Linked DNA regions of Mus musculus: region 2 is linked to region 1. The links are chromatin contacts, found by Hi-C in ENCODE. All regions are on one chromosome and are shown on one strand. Each heading gives the region's core, a stretch centred on a gene start or an enhancer-like site at or near the end of the contact. The rest is flanking DNA. Distances are from core to core; before and after follow the strand shown.

What was found. Hi-C counts contacts between places; a loop is a spot of excess contacts on that map.
Region 2: a loop to region 1 is called in a map of v-Abl transformed pro-B cells, with 5 times the contacts of the local background. The contact joins the promoter of Pank3 here to the promoter of Npm1 in region 1. A Hi-C loop is called at or near these places in 2 of 37 maps with a recorded cell type or tissue (regulatory T cell and v-Abl transformed pro-B cells).

What each region holds. Positions count from the first base shown.
Region 1 is chr11:33,161,484-33,164,750 of GRCm38, forward strand. Npm1 (nucleophosmin 1) reads right to left here and starts at 1,723. Exons shown (of 11, transcript NM_008722.3): 1 at 1,439-1,723; 2 at 65-144. The coding sequence starts at 1,496.
Region 2 is chr11:35,768,008-35,771,274 of GRCm38, forward strand. Pank3 (pantothenate kinase 3) reads left to right here and starts at 1,488. Exons shown (of 7, transcript NM_145962.2): 1 at 1,488-1,940. The coding sequence starts at 1,913.

The DNA of each region.
Region 1 (3,267 bases), core at 473-2,972:
ATTAAACTCCTAGTTCATCAGTAGGAAATGTCTGAAATGTTTTTAAGTTTCAGAGCTTACATACCGTTCTTAATGACAACTGGTGCTCATTTTCATCATTATCCACTTTAAAGTGATAGTCTTTGTCAGCCTTTAGTTCACAGCCTGTATGTAAGACAAAAACAAGAAAGCAAACCTAGCAATGATACTTACATCAAAACCCAAAGCCTAAAGTTCTGTGAAATCAACTCAAATGAAACATTAAAAAAAAAAATCTTTAATTTTCTCATAGTACTAACTACATTGAGGCAACATTGCTGGTTTCCACAGTAGACTTAATGAGTCTCTTTAAAGTAGTATGGTGAAATCGGTATAAACACTACTAGAATTAATGAACGAGTGGCAGAGTTCACTGTTCCTTTAATCTCAGGACTGTTAAAAAGCTAAAACGTGAATCACTGAAAAACAAACTGATTCTTTTAAACAAAAACTGGGTGTAGGGTAGGCAGCAAGACTATAGATGTGATCCCCAAAAGCCTTGATGCTAAAGCGAATCTTGTCTGTTCAACAGATCCTTCCCTCTCCCCACCCCAAGAAAAAGTAGTTCTAGATAGAGCCAGGTAGATGATTTAAGGGTACTCCTAACATTAAGCCACGTGGGCCATCAGTACAGCTATCTGCAACGTGATGCTGACTCCGCCTACCAGAGGCAAATTAAAAAGGGGGGGCTCCATCACTGTGGATACTGAAAGATATGAACAAAGATCTCAAAAACCCATACGCCACGGGCTATGAAATAAACATTTCCCTCCCAGAACTTTTAACTAAGCCACAAGATCCCACGGCTGAAGGTTGGCTAGAGTCGGAGAGCCCGGATGTAGAGCCCACACCCCCTCCCTAACCCCCAACCACGTGGCAACCACGTGCTCCTAGGGGTTGCTGCCCCTTCTGCCTCAGGGCGCCTGCTCGGACCATTCCCCGTTACTGGGCGAAGCCCTCGGTCGCCACAGAATACAAGATGCGGCCCCTGGAAAGCCCAGCGCCTGCAGATGTATCCTCCCCAACAGGGCGGAGGTAGGCCTCGCCTCGCTCCACAGGCCCCTTTCTCCCGTGCCGCCTGCCGTGGCTCAACACAAGAGGAAAAAAAGGAGCTCGGAAGCGACCGTGCGGGCTTTCGTGCACAGGAGAAACGCCTCTCAAGTTCGCGCCACAGGCAAGGTCGCACCCTCGCCGGCCGGCCGGCCGCTCCTAACACCCGAGGCTACAGGCTGGGCCGCTCCCGCCCCATTTTCCGGCGGCTTTCCTAGTGTTCAGGCCGCTGCTTCTAAGGCCTGGGAGATTCCTCCTTGCTCTCCGGCCTCCACCTACGCCGCGTTCCCCACACGCCAGGCCTCGGCTGGGCTCCCGCCCCCCCCCCCATCACCAGGCCCTGCACACGCTTCCCCCTCCAGTCAGTTACCGAAAAGGTAGTTCTGAGGCCTAAGAGGACTCATGTCCATATCCATCGAGTCTTCCATGAGGTGGAGGCGCGCACTTCGGTGTGGGAGAAGCCGGACGGAAAACAACTGCCTCCTGTTCCACAGAACAGACGCGCAGGACGGAATCACGCCAAGGAAAGGACGCGGGCTCTCCGCACGTATATATGGTCGCAGGAGATCTCGCGAGATCTGCGCTAGTCCTGCCTCCGCGAGCCTCCTCTGGATCCCTCCCACTCCCCGCACAGTCGCGCTTTTGCGCGTGCGCCTTTCATCCTCACGCCTAGGTACCTCGCCCCCCTCCTCCTCCAGGTGCTTGGCGGGCTCTCACTGCGCACGCGCGTTCGTCTCTGGCCCCGTCCCTCCACTACTGTCGCCCAAGCGCAGGCGCGTTTTCTCTTTGTGGCCTCGCTCTGGGTTTTCAGGGCTTCCACGTCTTCTCCGCTCGTGCTCGCGGGCCCAGGGCCGAGAGCGTGCGCAGCCCACCCTGAAAGATGGCGGCTGCAGCCAGGGAACCACAGAGCGTCTCTTTTCTCCACCCTCCGTTCCCCGTAGGCCTGGAACAAGCATAATCACCTCAGGATTTGGCTTGCTCGAAGGCTTGCTCTTCGTTTTCACGTAGCTTCAGGAGCCCAGGGCGGAGTGGCTGGATCTAGGCTACTTTCCCCGCAGCCATGCTTTTGCACCTCTTTTCTGAGGCAGCATTTTCAAAACGAAAATTATCAGCTTTATGTCATTTGGGGACCAAAGAGAAACCCAGTCAGTCGCCTCCAAAGAGCATCTTTCTAAAACTTTAGAGCGTGCAGAACTGAGAAAACGCAGGCCGTCTTCATCATTCCAAATGAAGGCCTATCGCTTTTTTAGAAATTCATGAGCCTTAATACGAATCTTCGGCTGGGAATTAGCGCTTTAAAATGAATCCTGACGAACATCCCTCAGCGTTGGGTGCTTTCTGACAGCGGCCCTAATCTTTTTATCTCAACATGGAGCTAGCATATTTAAGAATTTGGGGGAGGAATGTAGATAATGGTACCAATGTTTGTAGACTCCAGAGACGTGTCAGATATAAATGCATGTGAGCCCATTACGTATCAAATCCTAAATTCGGAGATATCTGTCAATATGTGAATTTCAGTTTGCAACTATAAGGAAAAAATCATGAAACTTGGAAGAATTGTGTGTGTAAATAAACAGAGAAAAAAAAAAAAAAAGTCGGGCGTGGTGGCGCACGCCTTTAATCCCAGTTTGCGGGAGGCAGAGGCAGGCGGATTTCTGAGTTCGAGGCCAACCTGGTCTACAGAGTGAGTTCCAGGATAGCCAGGGCTATACAGAGAAACCCTGTCTCGAAAAACCAAAATAATAATAATAATAAAATAAACAGAGATAGACTGGGTATAGTGTGGGAAAGAACGGGTGAACAGAATTTGACCATCCAAACTGAGAAGGTGCAGGAGGAAGCATTGATACCCCTTGAGCCTGTGCAAGCCAGACAGTTTGATTGTTTCTGGATTCTGAAGCTTATTTAAATGCAGCTCATGCTGGTTTAATCCCAGCACTCTGGAGGCACAGGCAAGTGGATCAGGAGTTCAAGACCAGTGGTCTACAGAGCAAGTTCCAGGATAGGCAGGACTACACAGAGACTCAGTTCTTCCTGCCTCCCCGAAACTTTAGGTGCCTTAGTTGTCACTGAATGATGCCACATGCTTAGGTACAATGAGTAAGAGCTGTGTATATTACCTTACAACAAAATACTATCTTTTTTTTTTTTTTATTCCATGCTTTTATTAGTTTTTAGCATGCTTTAAAACATAAA
Region 2 (3,267 bases), core at 238-2,737, 2.6 Mb after region 1:
CACCTGGCTTCTCTCTCTCTCTGCCCTTGCTTTATCAACTGTTTCAGTCTGTCTTGTGTTGCCTATATCTAAATACTTGAGACTTGGTATGTTATGGGGGAGGAGGGTGTTTAGTTACCCTTTGGAGGCAGGGGTGGTCTGACAAACATTACACGGTAAAATCCAAAGAAGAATGTCAAGTGAATCTGAAAGTCGCCAGAACACCAAAGCTAACTTTCCATTATATCCACCAGTACACAGTAATTAAACCAGACCTGCCAGACCCAACTCATTCCCATAAGCTCTAACCTAGTCCCATGAGATGTAATACAGTCTCTAGAGAAAGTCATTGATCAACCGCAAGACTGGTGTCCCCATTACCCAGTCACTTCCTGAAGGCCCCACCTTCTCACACTACTTCATTGAGAAATGAAGCCTCAGTGTGAATTTTGGCTTAGAGCAACTAAATCCAAACTATAGCAATCAGCAAAGGCAGGACAGCAGAGCTCGCCAGTTAGATTGTTTCTTGGAATGCTATCTTCCAGGGCCAACTCCCCAGGGGCAAGCACATGGAGGTTCCTACCAAGCCACATATTGTCAATGACTGAATTCTTTGCCATCTAAGACATAAAAGTGGAGGAGAGGCCATGTCCTTGATACCATCTCTTCCTTTTCCGATGGATGATCTCAAATCACAAGAGGCGTAGAGAAAAGGGTATCCTGGGTTTATTCTGAGAACTGGTGCATCTAATTCTTTTCTCTGAAAGTCACTTTCCTCTTTATAATGAGGAGCTAGACTAGAGAGATCCTGTGAGGAACCTGAAAGGCATGTGCTTTCAAACGTTTTGTTTTATGAGACAGGGTTTCTCTGTAGCTCTGGGTGTCCTGGAACTCGCTCTGTAGACCAGGCTGGCCTCGAATTTCCAGAGATCTGCCTGCCTCTGCCTCCACAGAGTTCAGGGATTAAAGGCGTTGCACCACGACCATACTACAACTTTCAAGTGTTTCGACTGCCTCGTTCCTGCCGTATCTTCACAGTAAATAAAACTCGCATGTGACTCAAAAGGCTGCTAGACTACATTACATTAAATAATAATTATGTAGCAAATGTTACCATCTTTAGTGACCTTCCAACCCCAATATTCAAGGTGTTCCTTTAGCGGATGACTTATCTCATCAAACGTATTCAGTGGTCTGGACCCCTGAATTTTGACACAGCCATCACAGGGAAAAACCATCAAGAGGAAAATCTGCGACTGCGTGACAGCCACAGCGCCCTCAGAGTTCACAACCCCTCTCTTCTTTCAGCCGCTACGAGACCAGAGCCCGGGAATTGCCAGGACCGCCCACGGCTTGCTACCATTGGCGGCCTCCTTGCTGGCGTGACTAAGGCTCCGCCTCTTCCCCGCTGGGACCACTCTGAGGCGATCTCCGGAAGCGGAGGGGGGCTAGAAATAGGGGTCGAGAGGCATCCTGGGCTTTGTAGTCCGCCTGAGCATCTGCCGCAGGAGAGTGGAGCCTCACTCTACGGAGAACTACAACTCCTAGCAGCCCCGCGGAGAGCGAGGCGAGGAGGCCTGAGTCACGTGGGCGCTGGGCCTGGGCGGGCTATTTCTCAGTGCGGCGGCGGCGGCGGCGGCGGCTCGGGGGACCGGGGCCTTTTGTTCGGAGCGGCTGCGGGGGGCCACGGAGCGGCGAGGCCCGCGGCCTTCCCCGGCTCGCTCGGTCCCGGCCGCCCCTTGCGGGGTTGCTGGGCCGCCCCGTGGGCCGCCTGTGGCCTCAGGCGCCGCCGCCCCGCCCTAGGCCCGCCCCACCCGGCCTGAGGGGAGGAACCGGCCGGGCCTCGCCGCGCGGCCCAGCCAGCTCCGGAGTATTCACCTCTCCTCGCTGAGCTCTGCACCCGAGGCTACCCCTCGCGCCTTAGGCCGACGCCATGAAGATCAAGGATGCCAAAAAACCCTGTAAGATGGGACCGGGGACCCGTGGGTTGGGAAGACGGGCCTTGGAGCCTCTGGCGGAGCGGCCCGCTTTAAGCTCGCGACTGTTCTCGGACGCCAGCCAGGGAGGGAAGGGAGGGATCGCTGCAGCCCCAGGTTGCAGGCGGCGGGCTTCCCCACCCCCATGCATGAGGGCCAGGCTCCTGCGGTCCCCCTGCCCGCTGCTCTCTTGCTCCTGCAGATCTGGGAGGTGCACGGGAGAATCTTGACTCGGGTTTTACCAAAATGGGAGCACAGCTACCAGGCCCCTCTTGAAAAGAGGTAGTCATGGCTGTCAGATAGGGGTTGGTACACCACCTCCCTCCCATTTTCCCCAGTTTCTGGGTTTCCTGCGCGTGTCCTTGAAGTCCAGGTGGGTTCCTGGGAGTTGTCAGCCTTGCATTTGGAGCTGTTCAACGCTTGTGCATGTACTCTGCCTGTAGATAAATTAATGGCTTGGGCAGTTTAGAAAATCAGCTGGTTTTGTGTTTTAGGGAGCAGATAAACACCAAGGTTAAACATCGTATTTCAGCTATTTCGAACACATTAATATGGTGATAAATACCTCGAGCTTTTTTCTGTAGTTGTACATGCATATACATGCAAAGGTTCTAACCCTGTTATGAGAGACACATCAAGGTTCACAAGCTGTCTTTTAAATGCCTCTTATTCCTGCGGTTGGCTTGTTTATTGGCTCAGTCTTTGTGAATGTTGTTCTTTCATTCTCTACTAACTGGGCATGTGGGGATCTGTGTTCCTGTCATAGAGGTTTTACAGATTTTAGTGTTTTATGCCATCTACAACTGCGCCTAGAGGTCAGCTGTAAAGGGGGCATGAACATCTTCCCTGCCTGTTCCCATAAACCTCACAGACTCAGCTTCCAACGCAGTCCAGAAACATTTACTTAAAACGTGAGAGTTCTCAGTGCTTAAAGATGAGGAAAGAGAACTTTGCTTCAGTGACTTTTAGTCCCCTCCTTGTACTGGCTCAAAGTGCAGTGCTGCTTCCCTTCCACCTACAGGGCATGGTCCTTAAGAGACAGTGTTTGTTTGTTTTTAGATTATCTGCTTATAGAAAGCATTAATGATGCTTTCGTTTCGTTTCGTTTTGTTTGTTTGTAGACAAGATTTCTCTGCAGCTTTGGCTGTCCTGGAACTCACTTTGTAGACCAGGCTAGCCTCTAACTCAGAAACCTGCCTGCCTCTGCCTGTCTAATGCAGGGATTAAAGGCGTGTGCCACCACACTAACTTTTTACTTCAAATCTGAACCAGGGTGTGGTGGTACACAGCTTTTACCCCAACATTCAGGAAG